2 separate regions of the Mus musculus genome follow, and region 2 is linked to region 1. The links are chromatin loops, found by intact Hi-C in ENCODE. Cell type or tissue: gastrocnemius. All regions are shown on one strand. Each heading gives the region's core, and the rest is flanking DNA. Links, peaks and the distances in the headings are about the cores only.

What was found. A loop is a pair of places that touch in the nucleus more often than their neighbours do. Peaks named below come from ENCODE experiments on the same cell type or tissue, not always from the same donor. Only the 100,000 strongest peaks of a DNase experiment are listed, where the experiment ranks them.
Region 2: it touches region 1 in a loop (2.9-fold over the local background); 3 of 42 quality-filtered maps call a loop at or near these places.

The regions. Positions count from the first base shown.
Region 1 is chr2:51,974,649-51,987,432 of GRCm38, reverse strand. No RefSeq gene overlaps it. Among named protein-coding and RNA genes, the nearest start is that of Nmi, 7.8 kb to the right of the region's middle. In gastrocnemius, for the core only: no CTCF peak of the experiment used is centred there; a DNase peak (open chromatin) is centred at 5,630; H3K4me3 peaks cover 1,019 bases; H3K27ac peaks cover 1,065 bases.
Region 2 is chr2:52,031,292-52,044,075 of GRCm38, reverse strand. Tnfaip6 (tumor necrosis factor alpha induced protein 6) reads right to left here and starts at 5,963. Exons shown (of 6, transcript NM_009398.2): 1 at 5,807-5,963; 2 at 210-347. The coding sequence starts at 5,900. In gastrocnemius, for the core only: no CTCF peak of the experiment used is centred there; a DNase peak (open chromatin) is centred at 6,014; H3K4me3 peaks cover 2,360 bases; H3K27ac peaks cover 1,905 bases.

The DNA.
Region 1 (12,784 bases), core at 2,537-10,536:
TGAAGTTGCTATAGTAACACTCCATCCATGTTTCCCAGATGGTGTTTGATGGAGGAAGAAGATGTAAGTGCCTGATTAGGGGGCTTGACAGCACTTACATTCTGTGTGCAGCAACCAAGACAGATGCTCTGAGGATGCTGTGTTTTTTACTCCCATGCAGCTGTGGCTGCAAAGTAAGAAGCAGCCAAAGGTGGGCAAGAGACTTTGCCCCACGCTCCTTTGCATGGTACCTGTCCCCACCCATCTCCTAGGGCCAACACCTTGCTTCTGAGGATACACTGTCAATTAACTGCGGAGGAGAACCAGGGGAGATGCTTCTCTTCGCTCTCTTCCTTCCCTGTTGTACCTGAGCCCACCCTGACCTGTCACAGTATTTTTACTGTGTAAATGTGTCCATGTGTAAGGACCGATACTGCAACATTTGGAATGACGTAGAGCGGACCTTCTCCCTTCCAGACACTTGGGTCAGACACTTTGGTACATTATCACTATTGCCATAGTAGATAAAATGGGATTGTCTCTGAGTCATAGCCCCCAGTCACATACACTCTCCCTCATGTGTCAGCAGACTGATGCAATCTCTTTGGTGATTTTCTGGAAAACAGTGACTTTTTTTTTTTTTTTTTTGTAATACTTTGATTTGTAGCCAACAAATCGTAGATGGGCTGTAATCTTCATAAGTACACACTGAGCTAATTTTTTTTTTGTTGTTTTCTTCTCGAGTTCTCCTTAATAACATTTTCATCATAGCAGCAGGATCCAAGAAGTTTCAAACCATGGAAGCCAATCCAAAGATTAAAAACATATAAACCATTTTCTCAAGTAGTGAAGGCAACCGGAATGCAATCTGAGAAAGTGTCGTTTTTCTATTCTTTCATGTTTGCACCACGGAAGAGAGATTTCCCTGTAAATAAGCTCTCTTCTTTCTTCCAGAACAGAGTCAATTACAAAGAAGCCTTTTTGAGAGCCTCTGCGAATGGAAATCCTGTTTCTTTGACTCATCCGAGTAACTCAGTGTGAATCGATGCCACAAACTCTGGTGGTGATGATCTCACTGTTTGAGGTATCATGTCTACAACGTTAGTTTACATAGTAAGGCTGTCTTCTCTGATGAAACTCCTCCTGTCTGAGAGCAAATTGTTGCTGCCGTTTAATAAATCCTCCCTGTTAGCTGTGACTCACTCTGCACTTTGGTGTGTGGTACCTGTGAGTTAAGTCAACCAGGAGAAGACGGTCTGGCTCCCGGTCATTACTGGTGTTTGTCGTTTAGCATCTGTGAGTAGAGCAGGAGAGAGTTACTGAGATGCAGCCGTAAGATAGCAGCATGACACTTTAGGAGAGGTAGTGGCCATGGCCAGGGCCTAGATTCTGCTTTTCTGTCTCCACGGTAAGGCCACTTACTTAGACGCAGTGCTCCAAGGGGTGAACAAGAACAAGTTCTTCTACAGTGTCTCCCTTACTGCAGCCAAGCTAACATTAACATCAGCTTGTACTAAGTGTTTTAGTGCTGTAAAACATTACTCAAGCTCCAGTTCTTAGCTTAGGTTCCAAACGTCTATGGTTGGCACAGAGATAAAGACGTTTCAGGCAGTTTTGTGGATTTGTGGCTTTTACTAGGAAGAGAATGCATAGCTCACATCAGAGATTCAAGAATGCCACAGTTTTGCCTTCTGCCATAGGTGATCTTCACTGTCTACTTGAATTTAGAGTGGCCATGGCAGCATATGGCTGGGTGTGTCTGTGAGGGTGTGTCAGGTTCCATTCAGCATGGAAAACTCACCCTGAAAATGAACAGCACCACCCTATGGTCTGTGGTCCTGAGTTGAATAAAAAGGAAAAAGTGAGCAGATTGCCCACTCTCATCTCCCTGTTTCCTGACATTGGCACGCAGTAGCCAGCCACCACCGGCTCCTGCCGTCATGCTTCGCCACCCTGACTCTCCTTCAGAGAGAGAGGATATATCCTTGAACTATAACAAGTCATAACAAGCCCTTTCCTCCAGAAGTTGCTGAGTCTGGTGTCTTTGCCTCAGCAGTACTCGATGTGACCGGTGCCTCTTCTCAGTGATTCAAGATGACGTAACTGGGATATCCGTAGTTTCTAATTATTTACTCAATTTGTTAAAAGATAAACGATATGAGCTGGATCTAGCAGCTCACCCGTCTAATCCCAGCATTAGGAGGCTGAAGCAGGAGGATCACCACAAGTTTGAGGGGAGCATGGGCTACATGGTGAGTTTCAGGTCAGACTGGATTACAGAATGAGATCTCACCACTATTACCACCCTCCAAAACCAAGAAAGAAACACAAAATGCTTAGAGTAGGGAGTGAGTGAAGCCCAGCATGGACGTGTGTTATTTGCCATGGGAACATGCCCAGTGTCCAGAAAGGGTTCTCTGAGGCAGGCCATTCTCTAGCTTGCTGGCTGAAGCCATTTTGTACGTAGGCTGCAACTCACTATGTAGCACAAGAGGGCTTCAAACTCATAAAAATTCTCCTGCCTCTTCCTGCTTAGAGGGATTACAGGCATGAGACACCATGCCTGGCTAGATAGCACCACTCAGAGGGTCTGGCATGATGCTGGGGCAACACCACTATAAATAAGAATGCGATGGGTGTTCGTTGAAAGCTTGATTGTCTGAGCATTTGCTGAAGTATATATAGGAAGGGCAGAAGTGGGGCCTCTAACAAGGTGGGAAGGACAAGGGGCTTTGTTTGTTCTGGAGCTGGGTAGCTGACTTAGTCAGGGTTTATATTCCTGCATAAAACATCAGACCAAGAAGCAAGTTGGGGAGGAAATGGTTTATTCCCTGGGCTGGATTCTATAAGAAAGCAAGCTGAGCAAGCCAGGGGAAGCAATCCAGTTAGCAACACCCCTCCATGACCTCTGCATTAGCTCCTGCTTCCAAGTTCCTGCCCTGTGTGAGTTCCTGTCCTGACTTCCTTTGGTGATGAACAGCAATGTGGAAGAGTAAGCTGAATAAACCCTTTCCTCCCCAACTTGCTTCTTGGTCATGATGTTTTGTGCAGGAATAGAAACCCTGACTAAGACCGTAGCTATCTCTGTTGGGTTCACAGGAAGGAAGTGATGGATGCTACAACCAGAAAGGCATGTTTAGGCAGCCGATCATGGTGACAGAGGTTCTTGGGACCAGGAAAGAGCATACTGAACACTCCATGTTTGGACGTTATATATTGGCTGCCATCTGTAAGTGGAATAACATGATAAAAGCAGAAACTTTAGAAGGATAATCTTCCAAGGTGAGCAGGATGAAAGGAAAAGGGGTGCCCGATGTAAACTGGCCACCATGCGAAGCTCTGTGGCAACAAAGCAACCAGCCTTGGATTTCAGTGTAAGGGTGTGGGGAGGAAGGCCACTGCCCATGACATTGGGAATAAAATGGCACCGAATGGCATTTCTCAGTTGCTCTCTTAAGAACACTGGGCTGTCAGGTCACATTGCTTCTGAAGGAGGGCAGATTTGGTCAGTGGTCATGCATGCAGAGGCTGAGTGGAAGCAGGGAAATAGCACTGTGCTGTGCTGGGTGACTTCAAGGTGTCAGGCAGGATGTATTGATCAGATGGAAAAAAATATATCTAATCCAATTACAGAGAGAGAGAGAGAGAGAGAGAGAGAGAGAGAGAGAGAGAGATCTCAGGCTTTTTAATTTGATTTACTGAATTTAAGACCAGCAGCTAACCAAGTTAAGTCTTGGCAGCCCAGTAGCTTTGCCTATCCACATTGCACAACTACAGTGCACACCAGGGGAGCTGACTCAAGACCCAAACTTCATTAAGTCATCTAGTTATTTTCTCCTGTACCTCCTGTACAACACTTACCCATTTCAACTCTTCCAATCCTAGCTTAAACCTGGAAAACCATCGTAATGCTAGGCTCAGGTTCTGTACCGTTAAAAGGGCCGCTAGCGTTCTGTGTCTTACTGGGACTCAGATTTAGTGCTCTGCACACACCAGCCAAGCGCTGCTTAGCCGAGACTAAGCATGTTAGCTTACTTAATCCTCACAAAACAGAGCCCACAAGATGACTCTGTGGCTAAAAGATCTTGCCTTGCAAAGCTGGGTAACCACATTCAGTCCCCAGAACCTCCGTTGAAAGAAAGACTTCATTCCTAATAGTTATTCTCTGACTTCCACACCAGTGCCATGGCACACACTTGCATTTACACACACACACACACACACACACACACACACACACACACACACACACATACACAAACACACAAAAATAAATTAAAAAAATTAAAAAATCTCCACAATACCCTATATTATTTAGGTGAACATAATTTATAATAATAATAACATTATTATTATTATTATTATTATTATTATTATTATTTTGCTTTAGTTTGGAAGTGCCACTGAAAACCCAGGTTTTCAGCCAGTAGTTCCATGGGGGGAGATATGGAACCTATAAGAAATTAAGCCTTATGTTAGGAAGTTAAGTCACTGGAGGTGTACTTTGAAGAAGACGTTGACCCAGGACCCTTCATCTCTGTGAGTATTGGCTTTGAGGAAGTGGTCACCTTTGCTGTGTGCTCTCTCTACCTTGAAGTTCTGACTTGCAGCAGTCCAGAAAGTAATGTGATCAGGCGACCATGAACTGCCTCAGGATCCACCAGGCACCATGTCAGGCTTACACCCCTCTCGGAGTTGATTTTCTGAGGCATTTTGTCAAAGCAGTGTAAGATTAACACCCTCCTGGTTGAGGACTCTGAAAAACTGACTTTCAGAAAGGTGCGAGGAAGTATAACGAGCAGTGCACTTAGAAAGGTGCGAGGAAGTATAAGGAGCAGTGCACTTAGAAAGGTGCGAGGAGGTATAACGAGCAGTGCACTTAGGTTTGCTGGGCCCTTAGGAGGTGCCACTTCCACTGCATGTCTCCAAGGTCACAAAGCCACCAAGCCACCGAGGTCGGAGCAGCGAGTCACGGAGTTCTCCTGGCATTCTAAGGTGACGTAGTTTCTGTCACAAGCTAACTTCCTGGTGTGTTTGCTTACCCGCTCAACTCTGAGTGCTGGCATCAGAATCCAAGCTCTTAGCAGAAGATTGAAGAACAGTGGGGGTCAAACGTCCCCGAAGGCAACAGTGTTTCCCTTTCAGTTTACAAAGTCAGCAAGAGATAAAATCTGGAAGGATACTTCTGTGTTTTATTTTCTTAGGGGATGAAGTTTGTTTTTATTTATAATTTCCCTGGAGGAGTTTCAGTCCTAAGGGGGATAAATTAACACTGGTTTTATAATATCAAACATCATCAAACTGCCCTGTGCAGATATCATGTTATTAAAATGTGCCCTGTGTGTGAGATCATTTTATCTTGTTACACTGCACACTAGGGCAAGCTGCTCAGAATCAATGGAAATGAATAATTAATTAAAGAGAAAAGAATATTCCTTTTAAGTTCCAAGATACATTAGTCTTGTTCTTCTTCCCCCTGGCTTCTCCCTACTTCCTCTTTCCACTCTTCCGTCATTGTAAACCATTCACCCCCTTGGTTTATTCCTTCCTTTCTGGCTCAGAGTAGCCACAATGTCGCTCAAAAATGCAGGCAAGGAGCCAGTCCTGAGGCCACAGGAAACCAGGACCGACGCTGTTCTTCCCTCAGGAAAAGGGCATCGTAGGCTCCGAGAAATAGCCCCCTTCCCACTGATGGATCCACCGCCAACCAGGCTGGCCGACAGGAAGAAAGCCCTGGGGTTTCGGGCCAAATCGAGGCAGGCTTCAAACACATTCTTCCCATTTCCTCTGATTCTTTGCTTCAGCGAGACACAGCCTGGTTAAGCTGAGGGAAATAAAAAATCCAGCACCGTTCACACTATCTGGGAACCTTAGACCTGAAGACTCTTCAGCTCAAACCTATAGGATCTGCATAGATATTCTAGCAGGTCTGCCATGGTTGTCTGGATGCTGAAGTCTGAGAAGAGTTGGTCTGCAGATGTCTTCTTGCAAACAAATATCATTTTTTTTCTTTTCTTAAAACCATGACACATACTTGAAAGGAAACAAGCAGAATTAAGTATACTAAAATATGAATTACTAAAAAACTGTATCTTTACATGTAAAGTTTACTGACATTAATTAGAAAGCAAATGTAACTTAGATTAAAAGAACGTTGAGCTATTTCTTCTGTTTTATTTTTAACACTGAATTGATTAATGCCTTTCTTTTCCGAAACCATTGCTATCTCTTGCAAGTTCTGTTCAAGACAGGAAAGTGATACTCAGGAAAATAATTAGAAACATTTCTCTAACACATATCCAAATATGGTCTCTTGGCAATTTCTAGAATATAGCCCTGTAGGCAAAGAGAAATGACAAAAATCTGAAGGAAAAAAAAAAAAAAAGGACAACTGAAGATTGTCCAGCAGAACAAGTCCTTCAATGTTTATTCAAGTTTAAAACAAAACAAAACAAAACAAAACAAACTCCGCTCATTGAGAAACTGCAATGATTAATTTACATGCTCTACTTGATTATATTCCATGTGTGATTTTTGTAGTTAAAAAAGAAGAACCTTATACGTTATATTTTCCCACTGTTTTTTGGAGACAATGTGTCCCTTAGCTCAGGCTGGTCTGGAGCTTTTTATGCAAAAGAAGACGACCTCCAATTTCTATTCCTCCTGCTTCTATTAGTCAAGTGCTAGGATTATATGTGTGCATCCAACCCAGAGCACGGGACATGCTCAGCAGAGCAGGAGACTTTGGCAACATTTTCAGATTTTCTTGATTTTGTTTTATAGGTGGTTTCCCCAGGTTTGGGGGATCAAATTTTACATGTATTAGGGAAGTGCTCTACAGCTGAGCTGAATTTTGGTCATCTACATGAGGCTTAGTAGCAGTCTTAGTTAGGGTTTTACTGCTGTGAACAGACAAGGACAACATTTAACTGGGGCTGGCTTACAGGTTCAGGAGTTCATTCCATTATCATCAAGGTGGGAGCATGGCAGCATCCAGGCAGGCATGGTGCAGAAGGAGCTGTGAATTCTACATCTTCATCTGAAGGCTACTAGGAGAAGGCTAGCTCCCATGTAGTTAGAAGGCTCTTTAAACCCCCATTCCCCACAGTGACACACTTTCTCCAACAAGGCCAAACATCCTAATACTGCCATTTCCTGGGCCAAGCACATTCAAACCACCACCGTACTTGATATCACATGAGATTGGGTATTACCTGCTGTTTACTTTGGGTCTCAGGTTGGTAAGCCTCGGTTTTTCCCCTTTACAGTCTGCATACACTTTAACAGCACAGAATCTTCTGACTGATCATGGGTGCATATCCATGACCCAGGAAAGATTTAATAAGATGAAGCCTGTTAGTTACTCTTTAAGTTTATGATTATTATTTCACTAGGCCTTATTTATTTCATTACATTTGATTTACTTTATGATATTGCTATTTTATATTTGCTTGCATAAATTTACTCACAGAAGTCAACATAAAATCTTACATTGAGCTTTAACATTAGGCTCAGATCAGTCAACTGATGCTGTGGCATCCAATTGGTAGACAGAAATAAATCACCACACAGCAGGCACTAATGTAGTAGATTCTGCAGGATATTTGATCACATTGTGAACTCTGAGATTGTATTGTTTGCTGAAAAAACTTGGTTCTAGTTGTGGTGTGGTTCAGCCTTAGCACATACTTTAAATCCCTTTGGCTAGACTATAGCCCTTAGTACATACCTTTAATTTCAAACTATGAAGGTAAACTTAGTTTATAGAAAAAAAGCACCCATGTTTGAAAGTGATATCTAATTGAGTGGCAGGCAAAGTGATGAACCAGAGAAAGATTTAACAAAATAGGATATTTTCAACTCTCACAAGGACAAAGAGGAAAGAGAAGTGACTTGAGAAAGAGAGTAGGTGGGGTAGCAAGAGCAGTTTTATTGGGACAGTTGTACAGAGAGAGGTTACAGAGAAAGAACAAGCTAGACACAGGTGAAGACAGAATGAGCCAGAGAGTGAGAAGGAGTCAGAGGACTAGAGCAAATTATCAAAAGTTAGTTTGAGAGCAAGCAGAGCAATTCAGTCAGAAGCTGAGAGAAGCCAGATTGAACCAGTCATCTTACAGAGGAATTTTGAAAAGCCAGAAGAGCTGAATTGAACCAGTCAGCCTGAGTTCAGAAAGAACTAGAAAGGGTGAACTTATTCAGCACTATGCCTCAGAGGTTGAAACCATCCTAGACCTAGATAAGATAGTATGGAGGCGAGAAGCTTCCAGAACTAGGCCTACATTAGCAGACAGGGGTAGTAAGCCTCAAATAGGACAATTACATCAGGTGAATAAAGGTTACTTTTACAAGATGCAATCACTGTGTCAGTAACTGCAGCTAATTCAAATGAAACAAAACCCCACATTGCCTTGACAGTGCTCCTCTAGGTAAGAGAGACAGAACAACAGAGATATACTGGAGACATTGAGAGAAAGGAGAATAAGAAGCCAGGTGTGGTGACGAAGACTCGTGATCCCAGCTCTTGGGAGGGAGAAGTAGGTGGATCAGGAGTTCAAGGCCAGCCTTGACTATAATGTGAGTTTTAAGACATCCTGATTTATATAACACTTCTTCTAAAAGAAAACAAACAAACAAACAAACAAACAACAACAAAACAACAACAAAAGCAAGACAAATCAATGGGGTTGGCTGTGTAGTTGAGAGTACTTGCTGTTCTTCCAGAGGACCTGGGTTAAATTCCCAACACTCATATGTCTGCATACAACCATCTATACATCCAGTTCTAATGAATCTAGTTCCCTCTTCTGGCTACCACAGGCACCAAGCATGTACTTGGTACCCATGTTTGCATGCTGGCAAAATACCCATACACTTAAAAAAAAAAAGTAAGAAAAAGGCCATGTGTGGAAGTGCACACCTTTAATCCCTGCAACTAGGAGGCAGAGGCATGTGGCTGTCTGTGAGTTCCAGGCCAGCCCCAATCTCCTTGTGGAGTTCTAGACCAGCCAAGGCTATACAGTGAGACCCTGTCTGAAAGGATGTAGGGAGGGAGATTAAGAAGGGTAGTATGATGTTAATGATTTCTGGAGAGAGAGAGTCAGCTTTCTTTAAGGAGGTGGCTCCTGGTAGGTTGCCTGCACTAGATTGAGTAGTCCCATTCCATAAATATGTAGGCAGAAGACATTTAAACCAGTGGGCTATTAAAAAAAGGGGAGAGAACATGAAAATGAGAAGGATGTATTTGGGAGGAGTTAGATGAAGGAGTTGAGGGGACTGTGATCAATACAGTGTATATATGTATAAAAATTTCAAAAACAATACAAATATTATGTTTATGAAAAGAATGATCTGGTCATGGCTGTCAGTCATCGAGGCTCGCCATGGACAGGGTGTATGTCCTTTGACATACAGCTCCCTGAGCTCCATTTTCCAGATGAGAACACTGAGTCAGGGAGACTTTGGCCATTAAAATTGATACTTAAACCAATATTTATTGTGGGAATTCACATGTGCCGTTGCAGAGTGGCACTGACTACTGCTGGCCACCACACATAAGTTTGGACAAACAACCAATGTGTACATATGCAGTAAAGTTTTTTGCAAAGACACTGCCTGGCCCGGGTATGATGATGAGGCTTTGAGAGTATAACCAATCAGATGTGAGACATGCAAATGAGGTATGATAATGAGGCTCTGTGAGGTACAGAGAGAGAGAGTAGCCAATCAGATGAGGAACATGCAAATGAGGCGTAGTGCATAACCAATCCAGGTGTGAGACACGCCTCTCCTAGGCCTATATAAGCAGCACCAGTTCTGGGCTCGGGGTCTTTTCGCCTCTGCAATCAAGCTCTCCCAATAAACGTGTGCAGAAGGATCCTGTTGCAGCGTCGTTCTTGCTGGTTGAGACCAGCGCACGCAAGAATTTATCTCTGTTGCTCTGTCCATCTGATAGAGTAAAGCATTTTTCATACCATTTATACATTGAGATCTATAACCTCTTGATACAAAGATTACTTTGTATCCCTCAGGGTCTTGCACAGAGCTGAGTTTCAGTGCCCACAATCCCCAAGGATGAACCACAAATTGGGTCACCATGTGACTATTCTTGGCTCTGCTCGTCTTTTCTGAAAGGAAGGGCATTAAATGATGGGGATCAAGTTACCGTCTCTTGGTTTGCACCCCCTTGGAATTGTGTTGCTTTCTAAAATGTTCCATATTCTTTAGCTCATTTGGTCTAACAGAACACCACTCATTGGTGGACCTCATAAACGATAGAAATTGATTCTTTATCAAGTTGGAGGCTGGAAACTGAAGACCTAAGTGCTACAAGATTCAGTGTTAGGGAGTGAAGATAAGTAATGCTTTTCCTGACTCACAGATGTTACTTTAAATGGTAAAAGGGGCCAAGAGTCTTTGGGGCCTGTTTTATAAGGGTGCTAATCTTTCTTATTCATATCGATTTCCTTAATTTAATCCTCTGCCAAGGACCACAACCTTAATAATGCCAACTTGAGGGGAGGGGTCAGAATTTTAACATGTGAATCTTAGGTTATACAGACAATCTGTCCATTGCACAGGCTTTGGAGATTTTTCTCTTGATTTTCTTGTCTCAGTTCACCAACTCTACTTCTGAGAACCAATATGCTCTTTACAACTTCCGTGATGGAAACTGCCCTGCCCTCCTCTCTGCCTTGTTTTCTACTCTTCCTGTTCTCTCAACTCTGTATAGCATACATTACACTTTGTAAAGGCCCCCCTCTGCTCCCCACTTCTCTGTAGTTATGGACTGTGTGGGGAGAGTTCATTCTATTTGGTGAGGGAGACAGAGGTGTTACAGAATATCCATCTATGTTTGTGAGATTTTCCTGTGATACCTAAGCTACAGATGTTGTATTCAGTGAGGACGAGGCAGACACTTTATATACATTATCTGGTGGAATGTGATAAGGAGTACTCAAATGCTCCAGCAGAAATTTCCCAAGGTTTTGGGGCTGGGGTTGTAGCTCAGTAGCAGAGAAATGGTTTGGAACATATAAAGACCTAGGTTTGCTCTCTAGTACTGCAAAAATAAATAAATAAATAAATAAATAAATAAATAAATAAATAAATAGTTATCTAAGATTTTAATACCTGTTTCTTGAAAAGAAATGTTTGACTATAGTAGTCTGCCAAATTCCAGGTTGAGTAAAGTAAAATTATTCTTATAATTATTCACTGTATCCCTGTATTAGTTACTGTATTCCCGGCTGGCCTAGAATTTGCTAACTAGACCAGGGTGTCCTCAAACTCACAGAGATCTGTTGGCTTCTGATTCTTGGGATTAATGGTGTGTACCACCATGTCCAGGCTAAAGTTAAAAAATTGTAACGTGTGCTTAATTTTCCCCTGCAGTACTCCTGAGACTCTCAGTAGGTTAGTGGACACTATAACTCTCTAAAAGGAAACCCAACATGTAGCATTCCCTAATCACATCTAAAGACATAGTTTATAAATGAGTTATATGTCTTAGGGTTTCATTTATGTGAAGAGACACCATGACCAAGGCAACTCTTATAAAGGACAACATTTAGTTGGGGCTGCCTTACGGTGTCAGAGGTTCAGTCCATTATCATCATGGTAGGAAGCATGGCAGTGTTCAGGCAGACATGGTGCTGGAAAAGGAGCAGTTGAGAGCTCTACATGTTGATCCAAAGGCAGCCAGAAAGAGAACGACTCTTCTTCACTGGGCAGAGCTTGATGAGCATTAGGAACCGTCAAAGCCTACCTACGCAGTGACACGCTTCCTCTGACAAGGCTACACCTCCTAATAGTAGCACTTCCCATGAGCCAAGCATATTCAAATCACCACAGCAGGTAAAAATGTTTGACGACTTAGATCCATCCCAGAGCCCAGATAAAAAAGCCAGATGCAGTGGCCCACTGATGTCTGTATTTCTTGTACTCCCACTTTTTGGTGGGAGGGAAAGATGGGAGGGGATCATCTAGAAGCTCCCGTGGCACCTGGCACCGTCCCCCTCGTCCCAACACTGACAAAAGCAAAGGATGGTTGTGTCTCAAAGTCTCCTCCCCACCCATCCCTTAGCTTCTCCTTAAGTCTACATCAGATTAGATCTTTGTGGTCATTCTTATGCCTCCTAGTATATATCTCCTTCCAAAACAAGGATAAGGACAGGATGAAAAATTTACTAAATAACTCATTTTTTGTCCAAAGACAAAAATTACAACTATTTTAGTTTAAAAACCAAGTTGACTTTTTGTGATTCTAGAATCAGAGTCTGACAAGTTGGGCAGATACTTGTTTCATAGATCAAAAAAGCAAGGGGGTGGCTGAAGAATGTACCCCCCAAAAACACCCAAGCATGCTGTTAAAAAACACATTTTTAGATTTATTTTTATTTAATGGGTTTGTGTTTTGTCTTCATGTATCTGCATCTCTAGTCTGCCCACAGAAGCCACAGAGGGCATTCATTTTCTGGAACAGAAGTGACAGCAGGCTGTGTGGAGCTGGGAATAGAACCTAGTGTCTCTGCAACAGAAACGAGTGCCTTTAATCACTAAGTGATCTCTCTAGCACCCCAAAGGCCGTTTTAAAGATCTTGTGTTGTAAAGGTTAAAGCTATTATTCTGCCGTGTAGAACTGGTTTGCTTAGGGACTTGGCTGTGACTTCTCAGCTGATTTCTCGGAACAATAACTTTCTTTTTGGCAACCTGGGATTTCAGCATAAGTGACTTCGCTTTTGCTCTGGAACTCAGTCCAAATCAATGACTTCTTATGAGTTTTAATTGACATATTCATGGTCCTGCT
Region 2 (12,784 bases), core at 1,726-9,725, 57 kb before region 1:
ATGGTGCCCAACCCTCAGGAGATGCTGTTACCAGGAACTTCTGACTTTAGGCAGAAGCAATGAGGGAAGCCCAGATATTCTCATCACATAGAGAATGGTCCCAAAGGGCTTGAGAGAAAAATTTTAATAAGAGTTATGGAAATGGGGGATTTCCCCCCTCCAAGTCCTCTAGAGTGAATAAGAAGAAAAACTATTATCAAATCAGTTACCAATTTTTCTGGCTGCCTCTAGCTGCTTGTAGGTTGCGAGACGACCACCTTCAAATTCACATACGGCCTTGGCTTCGGCGTAGGTGAGCTTGTATCTGCCAGCCCGAGCTTCTCTGTGGTATACGCCCGCTGCTTGTTCTGTGGATTATAGAACCTCATCAATGCACTATTATCCATTCTTGTGGAACAAAGGAAATTTTGCCCCAGCGGGAGGATTACATCAGATAAATGTTCTTGGCAAAGAAATTTCTAGGTCAGCTGCCACGGTAGTTAAGTTTTTATTGTTAGAAAGCTTTGTGGGGGTTGGGGAAAGAATGAGGGAGAATTTTAGGGGGATATAGGTTGGACACGTAAAGACTGGAGTTTAAATAGTTTCTGATAGCATGAAAGAAAGTTTTAAATACAGCATCGTATTGTATTTCTAGACTAACCACAAGTAATACAGTCTTGGTATTCCTTTGGCTTTAGGAAGATTTTTGGGGGGGGAGGGGGGTGAGTTCAAGGCCAGCCTGGTCTACAGAGCTAGCTCCAGGATAGTCAGGGCTACATAAAGAAACCCTGCTTGGATAGGACCATAGTAGATGAAGGAAGTTTAGAAGGTAAAATAAGCCCGTGAAAATGGAAGCTCACAAAGAGGGAGGACGTGACTATATGATTAAGATGATATAGCTGAAGATTTAGTAAAAAAACTTAAACACTGTGGGAAAATCTGACAGAGTCCTCAGCGAGCAAGTAGAGCACTAAGGAAAGAGATTTGAACATGCCTGAGAGAAACCCTGGCTCCCTTCTAACCTCTTTCCCTGACTTGTTTGTTCATGTGTTGTTCCCAGCATAGTTTAGGCGACGGCAAGTCACACACACCCTGCCTTCCAGTGGGTCACTGTTTCAGTGAACTGTTTGGGGACTGCAGTGATGTCTCCATAGAAACAATGTGAAGAGGCTCCCCGATGATGGTCACGAGTTTATCTCCAATAGTGCTGATAGAGCCACCCAGTGGTCCAGCTTCCTATTCCTATTTGTATACTGATCTGTCCCGTTGGCCACTGTGGAGATGTTTCCAGGGAATTCTTGAATGCCTCAGCACATAAGACACAGATCCAGAAACATGTCCTGATTCAACTCATATTTTTTTTTTCTTTTCTTTTCCTCAAACTAATGCCGACTCTGCCACAGCGTGACGGGAAATGGTGCTGGCTGTGTTTCATGCTTTTCTAGACTCCAAGGATCCAGCTTTCCTAAATTAGATGGTAAAAGCCCATTGCTTAGAGAAGACAACAGTCAATTGACTATTTTTATTCACTCGCTTATTTTGAAGCAGGGTCTCCTGTGCCAGGCTGGCCCCTAACTGGCTTTGTAGCTGAGCAAGTCCTTGAGCTCTGTGATGCTTGCCTTAACTCCTGAGAGCTGGGGTCACAGGCATAACACTTAGTTTTATTAGGTACTGGGGAACCTGAGCAGATTTTTTATGCATGTTAGACAAGCTCTACCAACTGAGCTTACATTCCATGCTTATGGACCAGAACATGCTAGCAACATCAGCTCATCACCAGTGGAGATCATTTCCGCCTTGTAAATGACTCGTGGTCCAGGTTCCTTCATGAGGCAAAGCCTCTACACGGTCATTAATTTCCTCACTCACTGAAGCCTGAAACTTGATGAAATGTCCTAGGTATTGTGGACCAGACCCTGCTGTCCCCTCAAAGAATTTAGACATGCATGAGCAGGTAACTAAAGTATAGTTACCTTTTTTAAGTTAATTTTTAAATATATGTGTATGCGTGTTTTGCTTTTTTCTCTGCATGTTTGTCTGGGTACCACATGTGTGTCTAGTGCTTAAGGAGTCCGGAAGACTGTATTGAATCTGCTGGGATTAGAGTTACAGGTGATTGTAACCCTGCCAGGAGGATTTTCAGAGGAATACCCATCCTCTGAAAGATCAACCAATGCTTTAACTAAAGCCATCTCTCCAGCCCTGTCTTTCTTTCTTTCTTTCTTTCTTTCTTTCTTTCTTTCTTTCTTTCTTTCTTTCTTTCTTTCTTTCTTTCTTTCTTTCTTTCTTTCTTCCTTCCTTCCTTCCTTCCTTCCTTCCTTCCTTCCTTCCTTCCTTCCTTCCTTCCTTCCTTCCTTCCTTCCTTCTTTCTTTCTTTCTTTCTTTCTTTCTTTCTTTCTTTCTTTCTTTCTTTCTTTCTTCCTCATAGGGTCTTGGTATATAGCCCAGGCTGGCCTAGAACTTGTGATTCTCCTGTGTCAGCCCTTTAAGTAGGAAAATTAAAATGTGCCACTGGGGCTTGGAGAGATAGCTCAGCAGTTAAGAACACTGGCTGCTCTTTCAGAGAACGAGGAGATTCCCAGCACCCACATGTCAGCTCACAACTGTCTGTAACTCCAGTTCCAAAGGATCCAACACCCTCACACAGACATACACACAGACAAAACACCAGTGCACAGGAAATTAAAAGATGCATGCCACCACACTGAACTAAGTATTTTTATCTGAGACACTATGCCTTTTGCTAAAGAAAAAGGATGCATGCTTAATTTGATTATTTATTATGAACATTGTTGCTAATTTAAAAAGTTGAAATCTATCCATATTTCAAGAATTTAGAGTAAAAAAAATTCTATACAAAAAATTGCACAAATTATTTCAATGGATGACAACTCTTCTTCAAACTGTTTTTCTTAATATTTTACTCCAAACTTGAAATACATTTCTGGGGAGAGGTCAACAAAGAGTTTTAGAAAATAATTTCAAACTGTCTTACCAGTAATTTAAAAACAAGCAGGCAAGTAAAACTGTTGGAAACTGGTGGCGTGTGTCTCGGTAATATGATACTAACAGAAGTCACAGACTTCAGGGGCTATAATTTCAGTTTGTTAAATGTTTCTATTCTATTTTGCCAAAAGAGCAAACATATAGAATTCTCGATATTTGACTATTTAATTAGTACAGTTAGTGAAATAATTTATGATGAGGTCTCACTATGTAGCCTATGCTTACCGTGAACTCTCTATTGTCCTCCCTCAGCCTCTGGAGTCTTGGTGATTGCAGAACTTCTTCCTCAGGAACAGGTCTATATGAAATTGTTTTGATTGTTTGCTCTTTTGTTTTGTTTTGTTTTGTTTTGTTTTGTTTTGTTTTGTTTTCCTGAGACAGGGTTTCTCTGTATAGCCCTGGCTGTCCTGGAACTTACTCTGTAGACCAGGCTGGCCTCGAACTCAGAAATCCACCTGCCTTGTGCCTTCCGAGTGCTGAGATTAAAGGCATGCGCCAAACACTACCTGGCGACTGTTTGCTTTTTTGAGACAATGTCATTTTCTAGCTCTGGCTGACCTGGAACACACTATGTAGACCAGGTTGGCCTTGAACTCACAGAGCTCCATCTGCCTCTTAAGTACTGGCATTAAAGACATGCACTGGCATACTTGATTCTGCCCAGATAATTATAAACAAAGCCTTTTATGTATGTATTTTTTAACTTTGAATGTTAATTTATTTTGAGGCAAGTTTTTTTCTGTGTATTCCAGGCCAGCCTGAAACTGCCAAGAACTAGAAGTACAAAATCAGGACCATTATTATTTTAAAGTATTATCTGTTATTTAAAAAAATATTTATAGATTTAGAATTTTCTGCTATCATGACAAAACTTAATACAACAAAACTCTAACTTTTAAAAGATACATGTGTCTAAAACTATTTTATTCATTTTTCTCTTCTGCTATTTAATTTTTAAAACTGAAAAAAGGGTTTTTTTTTGTTTGTTTTTGTTTTTGGAAATGACAACAGTGGACTGTAGGCTCTGCCTTGTGCTGCTTTTTTTTTGGGGGGGGAGGAGTTAAGTAACCTTGCAGACATCACTACTTGAGCCTCAGTTTCTTCATCTAGAAAATGGGAACAATGATAGCAGTAGCCACCTATCAGGACCTTATAGTATGCCTTTTGCAGATCCAGGAGGAAGACAGAAAATAATTGATCTCTGTCTTCAGTGTTCAGTTTCGAGACCCACATTGACTGATTTCTCGTGAGTCTGTTCCTTTCTTGGTGAGTTGCCGTTAAAGAAATTAGAAGTCACAGAGTTCAAACGTCCTGTTCTTCACAGTTGTTACCAGATCCTTCCCTTTGAACCCAGCTCTCTTTTCTCCCTGAACAGTTTCTAATATTATATTGACCCAACCAACTGTAACCAATTTGTGCTGGGCTGACTAGTCAGTAATTCGTCCCAGATTGAAGCATTTGACAGGGTCTCAAGCCTCTGTGCTGTGCTCCTCACAAAGGCTGGGCTCGCTTCACTCCACCTTCAGGGCAGAACTGCTTTTTACTCAGGTTTACAGTTCTGTAGCATACACATTCAAAACATTACAAAAACAATGACTTCAAATCACCCCAACCCAGGAGAATTTGACAGCCTTTCAAGATCTCCCCACATGACTTCAATTCCTACCAGCTTTATGGTGTTTCCCCATTTCTGACGAATGTGTCTGTATTACCTCAGTTGGATTGCATGTACACGTCTACCAAATTTCAGAGCCCATCTTGACCAAATGGTCACACTGCGACTAGTTTCGGCTCAAGTTGGAAAAAGAGGCGGCAGGGCTGTGCATTTCAAATCCAGCTAATGAGATCCTCATGGCTGCAGTTTCTACCACAGAGAATACTGCTGAGAGGGAAAAATAGTCTACAGCCATGTGTTGCCTAGCAAGCAAAAAACCAAGATCTAGGTTGATTTTGCTTTGTCTGTTTTTTGTTTGTTTGTTTGTTTGTTTTGTTTATTCTGCACAAGAATAAGATGATCCCTCCAACAAGCAATCAAAAAAATTCTCTACTAAATACAATAATGAACAAAATGTAGCATCCAACTTAAATGATAAGGATTCAAGTGTTGTTCTGAGTGCTATAATGGGAATTCTGAGTTTTCTGTGTTAATATTCATTTGCTGGTCTTTTGTTCATCTTCAGCGTTTAGCCCAAGTCATTCCTTACACTTAACAAAAACAGCAAAAAGAACTTTCCCCATTTAACCAAAGGTCTAGGAACGTACTCCCATGACAGAAAGAGCCAAACCTGATGAACGTACTAAAAAGGACAAAGCATTTTCATCTTCTTTCCTGCACCAGCCACACTCGAGCCTTGTTAGAACAGTTGAAAGACAGAAAAGTTAAGCTGTACCCTGTAGCTCAGAGTCCACAGAGCTCAGAGATGCTGCAGGTCAGCCTGCATCATCTCACCTAAAACCTTACTGCCAGTGCAGTGGGAAAACAAAACAAAAACGTTATAGTAGTGTTTTAGTTCCATAAAGAAATACCCACCAGTCAGCGACCATATCTGCTTTGAAATCTTGAAATATATTTTTACAATGTTAGCACATCTTAACCTCTTTTTTGTTGTTGTTGAACAATATATTGTATAAAAGGATAGCCTTCAATTTTAAAAGAAAACTTTCTTTGTTTAATGGCATGCCAGTCACTGTCTCTCTAAAGTATTTTCTGTGAAAACACCAGCTTTGAACACACTAGAAAATTTCACTCCTTCCATTCAGTCCTCTATGATGTCAATGGATCGATATTCCCAACATGAAGCTCGCGAGTGAAGTTTCTTACCAAGCCATATGGAGTTATGAAAGATCCCGTTCTTGAATCCCCATCCGTGAGCCTCTTCCCACAGCAAGACGCATAAGCAAAGGAGGACGACCATCTCTTCGGTTGCAGAGCCGGTTACAATGTCGGGGCTGCCCACACGAAATTCTCAGAGCAGCGGCTGGAATGCGGCTGAAACATCTGGTTTCCACATCTTTTAAATAGTTTTTTTCGGCTGTGAGGTCAGCATGTATTCTCCAATGGCACTTTCCGTTGCGGAGTTACACAATTAGTTCAGTGTCTGAAGCAAGCCCTCTGACTCATTTGCATTGGCAACCAGAACGGAGGGCGGGGGATGAGCATCTACGTTTTAAAGTCTCTTTCTCAGAAACAAGTTCGTTTATTTCTGTCAGTCACCAGCACTTTTCAGTTAGAAAGTTTGTGGCGTTTGTTGCAGATTAAGAAGCGGTAAAAAAAAAAAAAAAAAAAAAGCCGAACTCCAGCGGAATTCTCTGAGAAATCCTGAAGGTCCTGTTTGAATTGTTAATTTGGGAGTCTGTGACTTGACCCTAATCTTCGTGGTCTTGAGTGTGATAGTATCGCTTTAGTTTTTGCTATACATTGCCAAATAAGTCTGTGAAGATTTATAACAAAGGTACAAAGGTGTATGTAGCTTGGCAAACCCAGCAAGACAGGACCCCCCCCCCCCGTAAATACACCAGTTTTGAGAAAAGGAACCCAGTTTGAGAGTCTTAGGACATTCTTGGACTATCTAAATATTTCGCTATGTTAACACAAGGCGTATTTTAAGTAGTTAGATACTAGCAGGTTTGAAGGACTCCTGCGGGGTGGGGGGTGGGGGGTGGGATGGCTAGACTCCTTACAGTCATAGCCTGCATGAAAATAGGCGGGAGCTCTTCACTACTGGTCAGAAGAATAGGATTTCGGTCATATTTCTGGTTCTGGGGGTAGACATGGCATCCTGAACTGCCTAGAAAGTCAGTCATTAATGGGTAACTAAGCCTGACTCTAGGAAATTTAAGATTACTATGTAGCAAGATTACTATGTAGCAAGAGGCTTGTCTGATACAGACCAGCCAGGCCCAATGGTACGGGACTGTAATTGCAGCAGGCCTGACCTACAAAACGGTCTCTTTCCAGAGATGCTTATGTGCCCACCCACTCAGCCTGTCCTCATGCCTGTCACTCTGGGCAACTTAATGAGACTGTCTCAGAATAAGAAAAGGAGACCGACTGTGGGAGAGGGAGAGGGGGAGGGGTACGGGGAGGGGGAGGGGGGAGACAGCTCAGCGGTAGAGCATGCCTATAACATGTGTAAGATCCTAGGTCCAATCATCAGTACCAGGCAGACACAAAGATATACCATACCATCCTCTTTCCTGTCAGAATCCACACAAACAGGCTCATCAATCATTTGAACACCACAAAGCCTCTCAGAAAAAACATCTGTTAAAAAAAAAAAAGCCAAAAAGCAAACAAAACAAAACAAAACAAAAGCCCCATGCGGATTGTGGTAGTAGTATCTCTGAACCTTTTGGCTATTGTGTACTATTTCTTTTGTTGTTGTTGTTTTCTTGGCGATAGGATCTCCGTCTATGTAGCCCCGGTTGTCCTAGAACTTGGCTATATAGATAAAGTTGGGCTCGAACTCCCAGAGGTCAACCTGCCTCTGCCTCTATCTCTGCCTCCTGAGTGCTGAGATTAAAGGTGTGTGCCACCGGGGCATCTGTGCCACCACAGCGGGCTCCCTCGCACCCTCAAGGGTGTGCTGTACTTGGTAGTGAGTTCTGCCTATTGTATACATGCTGGTGCTTCTCCTGAGTTCTTTTGCCATCGCTCACAAGTTGCGGAAAGAAGGCACCAGTCAAACATTCTGGTGACAGGTAGATGATGATGAAGTTAATGCAAGTATGGCCCAACTTTCCTAGATCCATTGAACTTGTTCGAAAATGATCAAAGTATGAGATGATCTGGGAAGGTCAGCATGCCTTCCAGCCCCCCAAATTCCCCTTCCCCACAAAAATGCAAGACGCTTAGGTGATGTGTCTGCTCACATCACACTGTTATAGAGGCATTTCCTGATGTTGGTTGATAGGCACTTTATGTAGCTTTCCTTTTTCTTGCTGCTCAGTCTTTGCTACTTAGCGTCTCTATTCCTATTTTAAAACATATTTTTAGATTTTGTGTGTGTGTTGCCTCATGAATGCCCATGCATAATGTGCATGAAGTGCCTAAAGAAGTCAGAAGAGAGCATCAAATTCCCTGGAACTTGGATGGCATATGGTTGTGGGCCATCTTGGTGCTGGGAACTAAACCTGGGTCCTCTGTAAGAGCAGTAAGTGGTCTTAACCACTGAGCCGTCTCTGTAGCTCCAGCTTCTCTACTCTCTCCCCTTCCTTCCTTCCTCCCTCCCTCCCTCCTTCCTTCCTTCCTTCCTTCCTTCCTTCCTTCCTTCCTTCCTTCCATTGTTTGTTTTTGTTTGTGACAGGGTATCTTTGTATCCTTGACTGTCATGAAACTCACTCTGTAGACCAGGCTGGCCTTGAACTCAGTGATCTGCCTGCATCTGCCTCCAGAGTGCTAGGATTAAAAGCATACACCACCGTGTCTGGTTATGGAGACATCTTTTTAGTGAACATCACAGGCTTATCCTGGTCTCTTCTTTTTTCAAAAGGGTATGGGGTAAAGAATTTACTGGACTCTTATCAAGCTACACCCATAGTTACCAGAATTTGAAATGTTTGACTTTGTGACATAGCAGATGAGAGTGGGGGAGGGGGAAGCTCACTAATTAGTTTGAGTGTAAATTTGGTGCCCACGTGGGAGAGGCTATGGAAAACCAAGGCACGGTCTGTGAGTATTGGATGAGTAGGTAGTTGTCTCTGGAAAGTGTAATCACAGGAGTATTTTTAGTTTGTGGCTTAAGGAGCAAATGCAGTCTGACTTCTGCACTGCTGCAGGAGTGTCACAGCCTCCCCCATCACCGTCACTTTCTTTGGTCCTGTCATTTTAGCATCTCTCTCAAATATCTCTTCTCCCCACTTACCAAAATTCCTCTCAGAAAAGCATCTGCAAGTAAATAGCAACTCATACCCTCCAGGGCGCTCTGCATTTTAAAGATGCTCCAAGGACAGAGGGTTCGAGTCATTTTAACGTGGAAAAACTTCATGCAGTGCTCTGATGGATTAATGTAATCTTAGCTGATTTCTTGCCTCCCCCTCATAATAGCCATACAGAACATAAATATTTCTCTTACCTCTGAACAATATTTGACCACCCTGTTCCTCTTCTACCCTTGAGGGAATAGGAAACAAGGACTAAGTCTGCCATGATGGTAACATATAATCCCAGTATTTGGAAGGTAAGAGGCAGAGGGATGCCAAGCCCCAGGCAAGCATGAACACTGTGGCCAGACACTGTCGCAAGCAACCAAACAAGCAATGCGTAAGGATGTGGGCTCTGGCTTTGAGAATGTGCTCAATTCCTTCATGGAAGAAATGATGAATAGGGTTATATATGGAGAAGCTGTAGGTGGATAATTGGGAAGGGAGTAGAGGAATGTTGCCAACCCACTTAATATGGAAACTGCCTAAGAAATACCCAGTTCCTGAGACATACTACTCAGACTCCGAAATATAACATAAAACGTCCTCTCAAGGCCAAGAGACATTACCAGTTAAATCCTTTTGCATCTGCCATTACTGGCTGGAAACCCAGCCAGGCTGCCTTTTGTATAGGAAGCTGTCTTCTGGCTTCTTTTCTATATGACTCTCACTCGTAAGCCCACATAGCCACTGGATACTTGAAAGCCTAGAGTGGCAGTTCTCAACCTGTGGGTTGCAACCACCAGAAAACGCATTTCCAATGGCCTTAGGAACCCCAACCATAATTATTATTATTTTTTTTGTTTCTATTTCATGATTATAATTTTGCTACTGAGCAGCATCTCATTCCTAAGACCATCGGAAATATGTGTTTTTCCGATGGTCATGACCCACAGGTGTAGAACCATTGTCCTAGAGGGGAGTGAGGAGCACACACAGGTAAGTACTCAGAATCTGAGCTGATACCGTGGCCCAAAGCTATCACTCTTGTAAAATATTTGAAGGAGAAAGTAGATAGATAGATAGATAGATAGATAGATAGATAGATAGATAGATAAAGTTAAAGCAGAATCCAGACATTCAGCAGAAAGTGAGAAGGAGGTATTTTGAATCCTTTTTCCACATGGGCACTCTCAGCGGGGCAGTGTGTCATGAGCACTATGTAGTCTTAACTAACAGGTCAACATCTCCATGGCTCCCTCATGCCCAACTGCATCCTCTGCATACAAAAATCCCATTGCAGCACGATATGTATGGTAGTGCTTGCCTATAAGACCTCTCTTACCTCTGAACAGTATTTAACAACCTTGCTTCTCTTCACTTGGGAAGCAGAAGCTGGAGTCTCAAGAGCCATCAAGGTTTTCAGGTTATCTTTGGCTATGCAACAAGTTCAAGACCAGTCTAGGCTACATAAGACTATGACTACAAAAGAAGAAGGAGGAGAAGGAAGAGGAGAAGGAGAAGGAGAAGGGGAAGGAGAAGGAGAAGGAGAAGGAGGAGGAGGAGGAGGAGGAGGAGGAGGAGAAGGAGAAGGAGAAGGAGAAGGAGAAGGAGAAGGAGAAGGAGAAGGAGAAGGAGAAGGAGGAGAAGGAGAAGGAGAAGGAGAAGGAGAGGCAGCAGCAGCAGCAACAGCAGCAGCAGCAGCAGCAGCAGCAGCAGCAGCAGCAGCAGCAGCAGCAGCAGCAGCAGCAGCAGCAGCCAGGCTTGGCAGTACTTGTTTTTAGTCCCAGTCCTCAGGAGGCAGAGACAGGCAGATCTCATGAGTTCGAGACCCGCCTGGTCTACAGAGTGAGTTTCAGGACAGCCAGGGCTACATAGAGAGACCCTATCTCAATATGGGAGGGAGTCCCATACTTCTCTGTTGCTGTGGTAAATGCCCTGACAAAGAAACATAAGGGAGAAGCACTTGTTTGGGCTCATAGTTCAAGGAGTCAGTCCATCAGGGTGGGGAAGCCACAGCGGCAGGAGCTTGAGGCAGCAGTTCATGCTATACCCACACTCCACAGCGAGCCCCAGCACCCCAGGATCTAATCTCTTTGAAAATAGTATTAAGTCATGTCATATTAGTCTCAAGGGAAGCCCTGATTGTAGAAGGTCGATGTCGTGACACAAAGGGGAAATTGGGACACAGGTAGCATATCAAAAGGAAGCTATGAAAAAGGAAGGTGTGAAAAGGGGCGGGGCATTGTGAATGGTACTTCCAGACTTGGTACTGTCACAACAGATGTGACAGAAGCACCGAAGGGAGGAAGGAAGGAAGGAGGGAGGGAGGGAGGGAGGGAGGGAGGGAGGGGAGGGGAGGGAAGGAAGGAAGGAAGAAAGGAAGAGTTTCCTTTGAATATAGTTCCAGGATCATACAGTCATGGTGGCGGAGGCTTGAGGCAGCTGACCAATCATCTTGTGTCTGTAGTCCAGGATCGCAGCTCAGAGAATGGTGACTTCTGTTAGCGTGTGTCTACCACTTCAATTACTCTACACTAGATAATCTTCTGGCTTGCTCTTCTGTGATTCTAGATCGTATTAGTTTCCTCAGCGATTGCATCCTAGTTCACCTTTTCTTCCTAAACAGAAGTGAGCACACCCTCAGAATCAGAGCTGACTCTGGGTATGGTAGTGCACACCTTTAGCGCCAACACTGGAGAGGCAGAGGCAGAGGCAGAGGCAGAGGCAGAGGCAGAGGCAGAGGCAGAGGCAGAGGCAGAGGCAGAGGCAGAGGCAGAGGCAGAGGCAGAGGCAGAGGCAGAGGCAGAGGCAGAGGCAGAGGCAGAGGCAGAGGCAGAGGCAGAGGCAGAGGCAGAGGCAGAGGCAGAGGCAGAGGCAGAGGCAGAGGCAGAGGCAGAGGCAGAGGCAGAGGCAGAGGCAGAGGCAGAGGCAGAGGCAGAGGCAGAGGCAGAGGCAGAGGCAGAGGCAGAGGCAGAGGCAGAGGCAGAGGCAGAGGCAGAGGCAGAGGCAGAGGCAGAGGCAGAGGCAGAGGCAGAGGCAGAGGCAGAGGCAGAGGCAGAGGCAGAGGCAGAGGCAGAGGCAGAGGCAGAGGCAGAGGCAGAGGCAGAGGCAGAGGCAGAGGCAGAGGCAGAGGCAGAGGCAGAGGCAGTGGGGTCTTTGTGGCTTGTTTTAGAGAGTGAGAACTTATTCCCTGAAAACAAAACAAAACAAAAATCAGAGCCCACATCATCAGTGGAAAGGGACAGAGGATTGCCACATGGATCTAGACAAAGGGGAAACGAGAAAAAAAAAAAAAGGAAAAGGAAATAAAATTTAAAAGACTCATGTCTGAATGTGCCTTTAAAAGACTAGATTTATATAGCAATATATTATGAGAAATACAGTTCTTAGACATAGTTTGAAAACTAAAGCATAAATCTTTTATCGATTACATTTTGTATAATCTTCAAAGAGTAGGAAGGAAGTGGATTCCAGTGAATTACAAAGTGTCAGTAGAGGATACCCTTAGCACTGAGGGCAGGACGGGAGGCTCCACCCATGGGCGTGGCATAGGAGTAAGTACAAACCATTCTCTTGAGTGTGATTCAGAGGAATTCCCATGGGTAGAATAGAACCAAGTTAAAGAAATGCAGCAGGGCGGTGGTGGCTCATGCCTTTAATCTCAGTACTTGGGAGGCAGAGGCAGGTGGACTCCTGAGTTTAAGGCCAGCCTGGTCTACAGAGTGAGTTCCAGGACAGCCAGGGCTACACAGAGAAACTCTGTTTTGAAAGAAACAAAACAAAACAAAAAGAAATGCAAGGGCTGCAGACATGGCTCAGAGGCTAGGAGCACTTCCTATTTTTGCAAAGGACCCGAGTTCTTTTCCAGCATCTACACTGGGTAACTCACAAGCTCTTATAACTCCAGCTACTCCTCCCACTACATGGGAGGCAG